Regions from separate parts of the Homo sapiens genome. Here region 2 is linked to region 1. Evidence: read pairs that join two places in POLR2A ChIA-PET (ENCODE). Cell type or tissue: PC-9. All regions are shown on one strand. Links, peaks and the distances in the headings refer to the core of each region. The heading gives the core; the rest is flanking DNA.

Region 1 (10,046 bases), core at 1,783-4,282:
TGTTATACACCACAGAGTCAGGAGTGTGTCTGGAGCTCAGGGGACTTACTGGGACATCTTTTGTCACTTCCACACCCAGTGATAACGGAAAACAAGCAATTGCCACAACCACAGCCTGACAAGGGAAGGTAATTAAAGGCTGAGACCCTTCCAAAATAAAAGTCTGGATTGCCCAGGCTGGAAAAGCATCAGGCCAACCAAAGTACTAGCCAAGGGTGAGGGAAATGCCGAATGAGTAATGGAGGAAGGAGATGACGATTATCACTTACAGCCTTGGGACCAGTTGCAGCTGCAGAGAGCTTAGTTTGTTTCACCAGCTAGCTCACCTTAAGTCTTTGTAGATTGTTGCTGGCTACTAAATGAAAAGGGATTTTTATGAATGTTTGGACTCCTACCGTCCCTCTTGGAAGGAATGAGGGCATTTTGTTCCTACAGTCGTGGAGAACTGTAGGACTGGATATAACGGGAGGGAGTGAGCAGTGCAAGGGAGGGACTGCATCCAACATCTCTTACATTTCACCTGAGATCTTTGCAGTCTTACCTATCTCCAAGGCCCTTGGTCACTTGTTGCACCCCCAGCCACTTCTGTGCTGATCAGTTCTACTTGGATGGATTCTGTCTGGCCACCTCCGTGGTGACCAGCTTGCACAGACCCAGTGCAACAGCATGTCACTTGCATGTGCACTACAGGCTTTGACTCCCGCCCTGGAGCTTTTCTATTGCTACTGGAGCAGGAGACACCATGGACCAGCGCAGCGCCTACCCACATGTGACCCAGAAGTGCAGGGGAAGTAATGGCCCGTGGGGCAAATTTTTGGCCATTAAGAGATGGGAGTGTGAACCCTGAAAGAGCCAGTCCTTCAAGATGGATCCTGAGTGGCTAAGTGGGCCTGAATTCAAAATACAGCCAAGCGGCCATTCACTGACTCTAGGTCACCCACGTATCCTGCATTCCCAGGAACCCACATGCTCATGTAATGTTGGGACTTTCATAGCTGTCTGTTCTTGTTCATCCTGCCAGAAATAACGACTGTTGGAAAATCCCATTTCGCCTCCTGAACTACTATTGTTTGAATATGGTTTGTTTGGCTCCGCCAAGTCTCATGTTGAAGTTTGATCCCCTATGTTGGAGGTGGGGCCATGTGGGAGGTGCTTGGGTGATAGGGGTGGATCCCTCATTAATAACTTGATGCTGTTCTTGTGGGAGGGAGGCAGGTCTCACTCTTAGCTCTCAAGATAACTGATTGTTGAAAAGAGCATGGCACCTCCTCCCCTCTCTCTTGCCTCTTCTCTCTCCATGTTATCTGCACAAGCCTGTTCCCCTTCACCTTTTGTCATAAGTGGAAACTTCCTGAGGCCCTCATCAGAGGCAGATGCTGGTGCCATGCTTCTTGTACAGCCTGCAGAACCGTGAGCCTAATAACCCTCTGTTCTTTATAAATTATGCAGTCTTGGGCATTCCTTTAGAGCAACACAAACAGACCAAGACACAGACCTAATCAGTAGACTATGACCTGTATCGACAAATCAGAATACAACAAGCATCAGTCAAAGATTGCATCCCTCGTTTGCATAAGTGGACCATAGTGAGAACATGGGCAGAGCTTTCTTTGTAAAAGACAACCCCTCTCTTTGTTCTCTCAGAAGGCACCTTTGTTTTCACTGAAGGATGCATCTCTCTGGTTTGCAAACTGTTCACTGGAATGAAGTCTCTCTTTTTTAAAAAAGACAATCCTTGGCCGGGCGTGGTGGCTCACGCCTGTAATCCCAGCACTTTGGCAGGCCGAGGCGGGCAGATCACCCGAGGTCAGGAGTTTGAGACCAGTCTGGCCAACATGATGAAACTCCATCTCTAATAAAAACACAAAAATCAGCCGGATGTGGTGGTGGGTGCCTGTAGTCCCAAATACTCGGGAGGCTGAGGCAGGAGAATCGCTTGAACGCAGGAGGTGGAGGTTGCAGTGAGCCAAGATCACGCCACTGCACTCCAGCCTGGGCAACAGAGAGAGATTCCGTTTCAAAAAAAAAAAGACAATCTTTGTCAGTGGAATTTATATATTTATTTATTTATTTTAGATAGTATCTCAGCTGGGCACAGTGGCTCATGCCTATAATCCCAACACTTTGGGAGGCTGAGGAGGGTGGATTCCTTGAGGCTGGGAGTTCAAGACCAGCCTGGGCAACATGGTGAAACCTCCTCTCTACAAAAAATACAAACATTAGCTGGGCACAGTGGCACATGCTGATAGTCCTGGGGCAGGAAAATAGGGTCTGGAGGCAGGGAACATAAGGCCGATTTACACTTCAGCTATAACAGGAAATATCCTCTCCATAGGGCATATGTTGTAAATAACTTTGTAACTTTACTTCATTCTCTCCATTTTCATAGGGTGTACCCGAAGTAACCAATGGAATCCTCTAGGGGATAGTTAAACTCCCAAAAATTCTGTAATGGGGTCCTTGAGCCTCTGTACTTGGGCCTGCTCCCACACTGTGGAGTGTACTTTCATTTTCAGTAAATCCCTTCATTCTTTCCTTGTTTCTTTGTGTATTTTGTCCAATTCTTTGTTCAAGATGCCAAAAACCTGGAACTCCTCCACCATTAACAGTCTCAGCTACTCAGGAGGCCAAGGCAGGAGGATTCGCTTGAGCCCCAGAGGTCAAGGCTGCAGTGAGCCGTGATTGCGCCACTGCACTCCAGCCTGGGTGACAGGAATAAAACTCTGTCTCACAGAAAAAAAAAAAAAAAGAGAGAGAGAGAGGGTCTCATTCTGTCTCTTAGGCTGGAGTGCATGGTGTGATCACGGCTTACTGTAGTCCTGACCTCAGGGACTCAAGCAGTCCTCCCACTTCAGCCTCCCAAATAGTTGGGACCACAGGTGTGTGCCACCATGCCCTCTTAATTTTTTTTATTTGTATTTTGTATACAGGCAGGGTCTCCCTAAGTTGCCGGTGTTGGTCTTAAACTCGTGGGCTCAAGTAATCCTCCGACCTCAGCTTCACAAGTAGCTGAGACCACAGGCAAATACCACCATGCCTGACTCATTTATTTGAGTTGATTTGTTGACAGGAGCCACCGGATAACATCTTGTCATCTCCTGCTGTGTGGTGAGCTGTCTCGTGTTGCAGTCGTTCATGTTGGCTCTCTGGGAATAGACCATGGGATTGACCAACACACTTAGCACCAAGCAGTAGGCAGCCCCTCGAATTAGCCCTCTCGTTTTCCTTGCCTCACTTTCCTGTTCCCTCAGGCCTGATTCCCTGAAATCACTCTCCCCAGTAAAGTATAAGCATGTGAGCTTTCAGTCAGGCTATATTCTCTACGATATTAAATATCAAATTAGTGACCCAACCACAGAGAAAATAAGGAATTTTTTTTTTTTGAATGGAGTCTCACTCATTCTGTCACCCAGGCTAGAGTGCAGTGGCATGATCTCAGCTCACTGAAATCTGCCTCCTGAGTTCAAGAGATTCTCCTGCCTCAGCCTCCCAAGTAGCTGGGATTACAGGTGCGCACCACCACCATGCCTGGCTAATTTTTGTATTTTTAGTAGAGACAGGATTTCACCATGTTGGCCAGGCTGGTTTCGAACTCCTGACCTCAGGTGATCCGCCTGCCTCAGCCTTTCCAAGTGCCAAAGTACTGGGATTACAAGCGTGAGCCACCGAGCCCAGCCAAAAATAACAAATTCAAGTGAACTTAAAACACAGTAATGTGGCCGGGCGCGGTGGCTCACGGCTGTAACCCCAGCACTTTGGGAGGCCAAGGCAGGCAAATCACCTGAGGTCAGGAGTTTGAGACCAGCCTGGCCAACATGGTGACACCCCGTCTCTACTAAAATGAGAAAATTAGCCAGGTGTGGTGGCACATGCCTGTAATCCCAGCTACTCGGGAGGCTGAGGCAAGAGAATTACTTGAACCCGGGAAGCGGAGGTTGCAGTGAGCCAAGATTGCGCCATTGCACTCCAGCCTGCGCAACAGAATGAGACTCCATCTCAAAAAATAAAAAACAAAAACAAAAAGCCATACGGTAATGTCTATGTATTCCTTTTTTTTTTGAGACGGAGTCTCGTGCTGTCACCCAGGCTGGAGTGCAATGGTGTGATCTTGGCTCACTGCAACCTCCGTCTCCCAGGTTCAAGCGATTCTCCCACCTCAGCCTCCCGAGTAGCTGGGATTACAGGCGCCTGTCATCATGCCCAGCTAACTTTAGTATTTTTGTAGGGACAGGGTTTCACCATGTTGGCCAGGCTGGTCTTGAACTCTTGACTTCAGGTGATCTGCCTGCCTCGGCCTCTCAAAGTGCTGGGGTTACAGGCATGAGGCACCACGTCTGACCTATATACTCCTTATAGGTTATATCCTGAGAACAAAAAGAAAAGCAAAGAAATCTGAAATGGTTTTAAATAATCCTAGTGTCAGTAATAATATTGATATTGTGATTTTATTTATTTTTGTTTTGTTTTGTTTTTTGTTTCTTTTTTGAGACAGGGTCTTGCTCTGTTGCCCAGGCTGGAGTGCAATGGTGTGATCTCAGCTTACTGCAACCTCCACCTCCCGGGTTCAAGTGATTCTCCCACCTCAGCCTCCCAGGTAGCTAGGACTACAGGCGCACGCCACCATGCCCGGCTAGTTTTTAGTAGAGACAGCGTTTCACCATGTTGGCCAGGCTGGTCTCGAACTCCTGACCTCAAGTGATCTGCCTGCCTCAGCCTCCCAGAGTGCTGGGATTTACAGGCGTGAGCCACTGCGCCCAGCCTGATATTGCTACACACACACACACACACACACACACACACACACACACACACACACACAGGCATGCACTTAAATATATACTCCCAGTGGGTCCTGAAACCACGAATAGTACCAAATCTGAATGCTGTCACTTGAAGCTTGTTTCTGTTCATCTCTCCCACCCACAAATGTAATGCCTTTTCCATCTGAACTAAGCACTTAACACATACTGCGGTGTAACTTTTGCAGTTTGGGGTGTGACAGCAAAACTGGCACAAATTTCGTTTTCCTTCTTGACAGTTTCATGGATAGATTTGTTTCTATCATAGATCTTAGCAACCTCAGCATACAATTTTTTTCTTTCCTTATTAAATCAAGAACGTTCACCTTTACACTTAAAGAAAGGAATGTATGGCTTCTCTTTGGCGTATCTGAGCTGCCAGCATCACTACTCTAAGCTTTGAGACCAATATTAAGTAAAATAAGGGGAACCTGAACAAAAGCACTGAGAACCGCAACAATTGATCTGTTAACTGCAGAGTTATCAGATCAACTGCAAAGTGACTGATGGGTGGGGAGTGTATACAGCATGGAGACGCTGGACAAAGGGGCGACTCACATCCCATACAGGATGGAACGGGAGGATGCAAGATTTCATCACGCTCCTCAATTCAAAACTTATGAATTGTTTATTTCTGGAATTTTCCATTTAATATTTTCAGACTGTGGTTGACCACAAGTAACTGTAACCATGGAAAGTGAAACCAAGAATTATAAGGGACTACTGTGTATATATGGAGACAGCAAAAAAGAGTAAATATGTTATGCATTGGAACCAAGATTTTTGGTGAAAGAAAAAATACATAGATCTAAAATCAAAGAGATTAAGTAAAAACATTATTTTAAATTTAAATTAGAAATTTCAGTAAGAGGCCAGGCGCCGTGGCTCAAGCCTGTAATCCCAGCACTCTGGGAGGCTGAGGTGGGCAAATCACGAGGTCAGGAGATGGAGACCATCCTGGCTAACACGGTGAAACCCCATCTGTACTAAAAATACAAAAAATTAGCTGGGCGAGGTGGTGGGTGCCTGTAATCCCAGCTACTCGGGAGGCTAAGGCACGAGAATGGCGTGAACCTGGGAGGCGGAGCTTGCAGTGAGCCGAGATCGCGCCACTGCACTCCAGCCTGGGCGACAGAGCAAGACTCTGTCTCAAAAAAAAAAAAAAAAAAAGAAATATCAGTAAGACAGTAAGACTACAGTGCGTTTTCTTTTTCAAACAGAAACTGTATTTCCTAGTTTTCTTGACTAAAGAGGTTTATAAGAAATAATCAGGCTAGGTGCAGTGGCTCACGCCTATAATCCCAGCACTTTGAGAGGACAAGGAGGGTGGATCACCTGAGGTCAGGAGTTCGAGACCAGTCTGGCCAACATGGTGAAACCCCGTCTCTACTCAAAAAAATGCAAAAATTAGCTGGGCATGGTGATGTGTGCCTATAATCCCAGCTACTCAGGAGGCTGAGGTGGGAAAATTACCTGAACCTGGGAGGTGGAGGTTGCAATGGGCCGACATCGCACCACTGTACTCCAGCCTGGGCTACTGAGCAAGACCCCGTCTCAAAAAAAAAAAAAAAAAAATTAATGCCTGAGGTGCCCACCTAGTGTTTTCTAAATACCATTTCCCACTCAAAGGTTACAAAACCCTTTGAAGAAATGATTAATTCCAGTCTGGGGCAGGACATGTAGAGGATGAGCCACAAACACCTTGCTGTACCAGAAAGCAATAAAGTTGTTACCTGAAACATCAAAACATCAGAATGTTAATGACATTGGAACAAGTTTGAAGAGGCTTCCACTGGCCAAAGACTGGGAAATTTAAGCATCAAAAAGTATACTGTTAGCTGGGTGTGGTGGCGTGTGCCAGTAGTCCCAGCTACTCAGGAGGCTGAGGTGAGGGAATCACTTGAGCCCAGGAGGCGGAGGCTGCAGTGAGCTAGGATCGCACCACTGCACTCCAACCTGGGCAACAGAGTGGGACCCTGTCTCTAAAATATTAATAATGATAATGATGATGACTATCCTTCTCCACTGAATTGCCTTTGTAACTTTGTTGCAGTGGTCTGTACATGTGTAAGACTTCTAGACTCTATTCTCGTTATTTATCTGTTTATCTTGATGCCAATACCATTCTGTCTTGATTACCGTAGCTATATAGAACATCTTGACGTTGGGCACAGTGGCTCATGCCTGTAATCCCAACACTTCAGGAGGCTGAGGTGGGTAGATCACGAGGTCAGGAGATCGAGACCGTCCTGGCCAAAATGGTCAAACCCCGTCTCTACTAAAAATACAAAAATTAGCTGGGTGTGGTGGTGCGTGCCTGTAGTCCCAGCTACTCGGGAGGCTGAGGCAGGAGAATGGCTTGAACCAGGGAGTTGGAGGTTGCAGTGAGGTGAGATCGCGCCACTGCACTCCAGCCTGGCGATAGAGTGAAACTCCATCTCAAAAACAAAAAACAAAACACAAAAAAACAAAATCTTGAAATCAGGTTGTTAGTTATCCAGCTTTGCTCTTTTCTAAAATTGTTTTGGCTATTTTAGGTCCTTTACATTTCTGAACAAATTTTAGAATCAGTTTGTCAATTTCTTTCTTTTCTTTTTTTTATTATTATTTTTTAATATATATTTTTTATTGATCATTCTTGGGTGTTTCTCACAGAGGGGGATTTGGCAGGGTCATAGGACAATAGTGGAGGGAAGGTCAGCAGATAAACAAGTGAACAAAGGTCTCTGGTTTTCCTAGGCAGAGGACCCTGTGGCCTTCCGCAGTGTTTGTGTCCCTGGGTCCTTGAGATTAGGGAGTGGTGATGACTCTTAACGAGCATGCTGCCTTCAAGCATCTGTTTAACAAAGCACATCTTGCACCGCCCTTAATCCATTTAACCCTGAGTGGACACAGCACATGTTTCAGAGAGCACAGGGTTGGGGGCAAGGTCACAGATCAACAGGATCCCAAGGCAGAAGAATTCTTAGTACAGAACAAAATGAAAAGTCTCCCATGTCTACTTCTTTCTACACAGACACGGCAACCATCCGATCTCCCAATCTTTTCCCCACCTTTCCCCCCTTTCTATTCCACAAAACTACCATTGTCATCATGGCCCGTTCTCAATGAGCTGCTGGGTACACCTCCCAGACGGGGTGGTGGCCGGGCAGAGGGGCTCCTCACTTCCCAGTAGGGGCGGCCGGGCAGAGGCGCCCCTCACCTCCCAGACGGGGCGGCTGGCCGGGTCGGGGGCTGACCCCCCACCTCCCTCCCGGACGGGGCGGCTGGCCGGGCAGAGGGGCTCCTCACTTCCCAGTAGGGGCGGCCGGGCAGAGGCGCCCCTCACCTCCCGGAAGGGGCGGCTGGCCTGGCGGGGGCTGACCCCCACCTCCCTCCCGGACGGGGTGGCTGCCGGGCGGAGACGCTCCTCACTTTCCAGACGGGGTGGCTGCCAGGCGGAGGGGCTCCTCACTTCTCAGATGGGGTGGCTGCCGGGCGGAGGGGCTCCTCACTTCTCAGACAGGGTGGCTGCCGGGCGGAGGGGCTCCTCACTTCTCAGACGGGGTGGTTGCCAGGTAGAGGGTCTCCTCACTTCTCAGACGGGGCGGCCGGGCAGAGACGCTCCTCACCTCCCAGACGGGGTCGCGGCCGGGCAGAGGCGCTCCTCACATCCCAGACTGGGCAGCGGGGCAGAGGCGCTCCCCACTCAGACGATGGGCAGGTCAGGCAGAGATGCTCCTCACTTCCTAGATGGGATGGCGGCCGGGAAGAGGCACTCCTCACTTCCTAGATGGGATGGCGGCCGGGCAGAGATGCTCCTCACTTTCCAGACTGGGCAGCCAGGCAGAGGGGCTCCTCACGTCCCAGACGATGGGGGGCCAGGCAGAGACGCTCCTCACTTCCCAGACGGGGTGGCGGCCGGGCAGAGGCTGCAATCTCGGCACTTTGGGAGGCCAAGGCAGGCGGCTGGGATGTGGAGGTTGTAGCGAGCCGAGATCACGCCACTGCTCTCCAGCCTGGGCACCATTGAGCACTGAGTGAACGAGACTCCGTCTGCAATCCCGGCACCTCGGGAGGCCGAGGCTGGCGGATCACTTGCGGTCAGGAGCTGGAGACCAGCCCGGCCAACACAGCGAAACCCCGTCTCCACCAAAAAAATACGAAAACCAGTCAGGCGTGGCGGTGCGCGCCTGCAATCGCAGGCACTCGGCAGGCTGAGGCAGGAGAATCAGGCAGGGAGGTTGCAGTGAGCCGAGTTGGCAGCAGTACAGTCCAGCTTCGGCTCGGCATCAGAGGGAGACCGTGGAAAGAGGGAGAGTCCAGCTTCGGCTCGGCATCAGAGGGAGACCGTGGAAAGGGGAGAGGGAGAGGGAGAAGGAGAGGGAGAGGGAGAGGGAGAGGGAGAGGGAGAGGGAGAGGAGGGAGGGGGAGGGGGAGGGGGAGGGGGAGGGGGATGGGGAGAGGGAGAGGTCTTTCTTTTATTTTTTAAAGACTGCTGGGAGTTTTATTGCATCTTTTTTTTCCCCCAGGTTCCTTCCAAGAATTTACATCTTATTATTGACTCTTCTAATCCATAAATAAGGTATATCTTTCTATTTACTTAGACCTTATTTAACTTCTCTCAACAACATTTTGTAGTTCTTTCTTTTTTTGAGACGCAGTCTCACTCTGTCGCCCAGGCTGGAGTGCACTCTTGGCTCACTGCAACCTCCACCTCCCGGGTTCAAGCGATTCTCCAGCTGCACCCCATCCAGCACCAGCTAGGACGTACCAAGGGTCCCAGGAGCCTCAGAACATCTCCATCTTCATAGACGTGTGTTTCATAGTTCAGGGGCTGCGAAAGGAAAATAAATCTTGGGGCCCCCAGATCGCTAAGCTAAAGGGAAAAGGTCAAGCTGGGAATTGCTTGGGAGAAACTTGCTTCCCATTCTATTCAGTCACCCCTCTGCTCACTGACATACACGCATATCCGATTGCCTGCTTTGAAGAGGCTACTCAGAAACTCAAAAGAATGCAACCATTTGTCTCTTATCTACCTATGACCTGGAAGCCCCCTCCCCATGGAGTTGTCCCACCTTTGCTTCAAGTTGTCCCACCTTTCTGGACTGAACCAATGTTCATATGTAAATGTGTTGATTGATGTCTCATGTCTCCCTAAAATGTATAAAACTAAACTCTGCCCTGACCACCTTGGGCGTATGTCGTCAGGACCTCCTGAGGCTGTGTCACAGGCGCGTGTCCTCAACCTTGGCAAAATAAACTTTC
Region 2 (3,419 bases), core at 374-2,873, 180 kb before region 1:
GGAAGTCCTTCCTGGCTCCTCAAGGGCACCATGATTTCACTTGCACCTCTCAATAGCCTACCTGCCCGAAACTTGGACCCATTTTTTCAGATGAGGAAATAGAGGTTTCAAGAAGCAAAAGTCTTGCAGCCCAGTGGAAGCTCCATGCTGTGGGGTTGAGAGCCTTGGGATATCAGCCTGACACACTGAAAAGAAAGCTTGAAAGCATAAATCATTCTGTAATTCTTTACTTACAGAAGGATAGAGAGAAAAAGTTTACAACAAACCTGCCACACAGCAAGCCACTGGCCATGCATCTGCCATGCCCTCTGCCATGCACCCTACCATGCCCCTGCAGTACCCCCACCTACCTCCTACTGTGTGCCCACCACACCCAACTGCAACTTGACTTCTGGCCCTAGTGCTTACTCCACAGATTGGACCAGGCTTGCTTCCTGACTCTGTCACCCCACCAACTGTGGCAGTGGAAGTTCACATAACCTCTCTGAGCCTTGGTTTCCTGAGCCCCAAAATGAGGATGCTAATTTCCACCCCATAGGACTAGTAGGAGAATTAATGCAATACTGATGAGAAAGTGCTTCGTAAATTATAGGGTGCTGTAAATTGGGAGTGATCAATTAGAATAGTTAATATTGTTTATTGTTATTGTCATTGTTAGGACCAAGAGGTAGGGCGGGGAACCAAAATTGGCCCTGAGATTAGAGAGGGAGCCCCTGGCCAGGGTCCAGGCGGAAGGACTCCTTTCCCTGGCAGAATGAGGGACATGGGTGGGGGCTGCCTGGGTGCACCTGCAGGATATCAGGGAGTGGAGGAGGGCACAGAGGTCTTCTTGTGCCCAATTTCTCCCTCTCAAGTGCTCCATCCCTTATTGTCTACCACCAACTCATTGTCCCCTGCCCTAAGATCCAACTTTGCTTTCCAAATAGGCTCTCTGGGATAACTTGAGCCCAGGAGTTCAAAATCAGCCTGGGCAACATAGCAAGACCCTGTCTACAAAAAATACTAAAAATTAGCTGTGTGCAGTTGCTCACACCTGTAGTCCCAGCTACTTGGGAAACTGAGGTGGGAGGATTGCTTGGGCTCAGGTATTGGAGGCTGCAGTGAGCTGTGATCATGACACTGCACTCCATCCTAGGCAAAGCAAGACCCTGTCTCAAAAAAGAAAAAGGAAAAAAAAAAAGGCTCTCGGGCAGAATGGGAGAGAGGGCTGCCAAGGAGCAGCTGGGCCATGATTCAGCCTGAGTCACCCATCCGAATCCTGGGGCCTCCCTCATCCAGGCCGGGCCGCAGCTGCTGGGGGTGAGGGGGGTGCAGCGAGGGGGGAGGGGGCCTGTGTGAGCAGCAGGCTGTGTGCCTGTGTGCCCAGGCTGGGGCTCTCATGACCATCAGTGCAGCACTGTGAGGGCCCGGGGATAGTGCATGTGAGGAGATCAGGGTGGGAAAGGTGACCCGATGTGCATCAGTTATCTGGGCTGACTGAGGAGGTAGAGTTTCCTCATGTGTGTGCATATGTGTATGTATGTAGCATGTGCACATGTATGAGGGCGTTGTGTGGGTGTCTGAGTAGGGCTAGAGTTTGACTCCCAACTTTATTACTTTCTAGTTGTGCAACCCTGGCAAGTTACTTAATGTCTCTGAACTTTTTAGTTTCCTCACCTATGAAATGGGAATAATTGTATTGTCTCAGATGGTTTTCTTTAGGATTAAATAGAATGAGGTGATGACTGTAAAACACTAATGTACAGTAAGTGGTATACTACCATCGTTATCATCATCTGGGGGGTGCTGGGTTATACACGGCACACAGGAGGATGGGTGTGGATCCGAGTATTCAGAGGGTGCAGGTGTGTGGGGTCTGGGTAAGTATTTTTTATTTTTATTTTTAAATAAAAAAATATAAAAAATTCTTCAATCTTCATAGCCAACTACAACTACAGGTAAGTATTTCTTGAAGGAGTGTGTGTTTGTATGTGGTGTGTGCATCCCTGAAGCAAACACAAGAACTTTACAGAAAGTTGGGTTTATATGGCACTGCCTGCCCTCCCCCCTCCCCCCCCCACACACAGAGCACACACCTTCTCTAGTGGCTTCAATTTGCTGAAATATGGCCTAGACCAGGGCCAGTATCCAGGCAACGAGTTCAGGAACTGTGGATGCTGTTGTCTTGGGAGTCTCAGACCTCAAAAGTTTTAGCCTCAAACAAAGCTAGAATGGGAGTAGCTGCCTGGGTGTGAGAAGGGGATTGTGCTTTATGGAGGAGATATGAACATGATATGAATGTGAACGAGAGGGGAAAGAGGGCAAGATACATATTTTGTGTGTGTGTGTGTGTGTGTGTGTGTGTGCGCGCGCGCAGGGGTGGCTTTGGGGGGTGGCTGCTGTCTCTGCTCTGGTACAGTCTGCTTGTCTCCATGGTGCCTGTTGCCACACACGCTTGCTTTTCAGAAAGTCACTGGGATTGTTTATTCCACCCCCGGCCTGGGCGCCAGCCAAGGAGCTGCAGGCACTTGTTTATCTTCTGGTGCGTACGAGTGTGTATGGCTCCCCAGTGGCAGAGCAACCCGAGATACATACACACACTCACACGGGTGTGGGTGACCATGTCATTTGTCACAGGGTGAGCCTGAACCCTAGGATGAGTCACAACCTGGGACCAGATGGATTCTCTCCACACGGGGACAAAGATGACCCCCAGCAATTCCAGGTGTATGCAACACCGATTCAGCAAGGCCCAAAATTCCAGGAGAGTATGAGAAGCAGGTGGCTTTGGTTCCGTGCTCCATCCCTGACTCCCCCTCCCCCCAGAACAAATCAGTGACCTGGGTCACTGCCCACCCTAGAGCTGGCACTGGGATCCATCCCATCCCACCACATGGGCTGGGGTGGGGAGGTGGTCTCCCAAGGAAGATGGAGGTGCCGTGGTCAGAAAAGGGTGTGCGGTGCTGGGCTTGCCATAACACTGCTGTCCACAGCAAAAGCACTTGGTGTATTTTTCCTCCCTACATCTTCCTTAGAGCTCTGAGAGCTAAGCATTGTATAGGATGATATCGAGGCTAAGAGAGACCTCAACCAAGGCCATACAGCTAGTAACTGGCAAAGCCAGGACTGAACCCACATCAACTGCCTCCGTACCTGTTTTGAGCTCCTCCTCTGCGTTAGCAAGTGCTTTGTTTTGTTGTCTGGAAATTTTCATTTTAAAAATGTTTTTATCAACAAGTCCCTATGGAACAAGAGTGGTTGCAGAGCATGGCAGAGGACCCAGATTTTAAAGAGGCTCCAGTGTCCACATAGCAGGCACTGCCAGAACTCTGACCACATCCCTTTGGGTGCCCTTATCATTTTTGTGCCTACCGGCAGGACTCCCAGCAGTACCTGCATCTTTGTCAGAGAGATGCTCTCAGGCTGCTGGGACCCACTTT

Evidence for each region. ChIA-PET counts read pairs that join two places held together with the same protein. Peaks named below come from ENCODE experiments on the same cell type or tissue, not always from the same donor. Only the 100,000 strongest peaks of a DNase experiment are listed, where the experiment ranks them.
Region 2: POLR2A ChIA-PET joins it to region 1 with 13 read pairs; 7 of 35 experiments call an interaction of 5 or more read pairs at or near these places.

The regions. Positions count from the first base shown.
Region 1 is chr5:176,432,190-176,442,235 of GRCh38, reverse strand. No RefSeq gene overlaps it. Among named protein-coding and RNA genes, the nearest start is that of FAF2, 11 kb to the left of the region's middle. RefSeq lists an enhancer at 7,328-8,074. In PC-9, for the core only: no CTCF peak of the experiment used is centred there; a DNase peak (open chromatin) is centred at 3,065; H3K27ac peaks cover 1,464 bases.
Region 2 is chr5:176,613,108-176,616,526 of GRCh38, reverse strand. No RefSeq gene overlaps it. Among named protein-coding and RNA genes, the nearest start is that of GPRIN1, 4.7 kb to the right of the region's middle. In PC-9, for the core only: no CTCF peak of the experiment used is centred there; no DNase peak of the experiment used is centred there.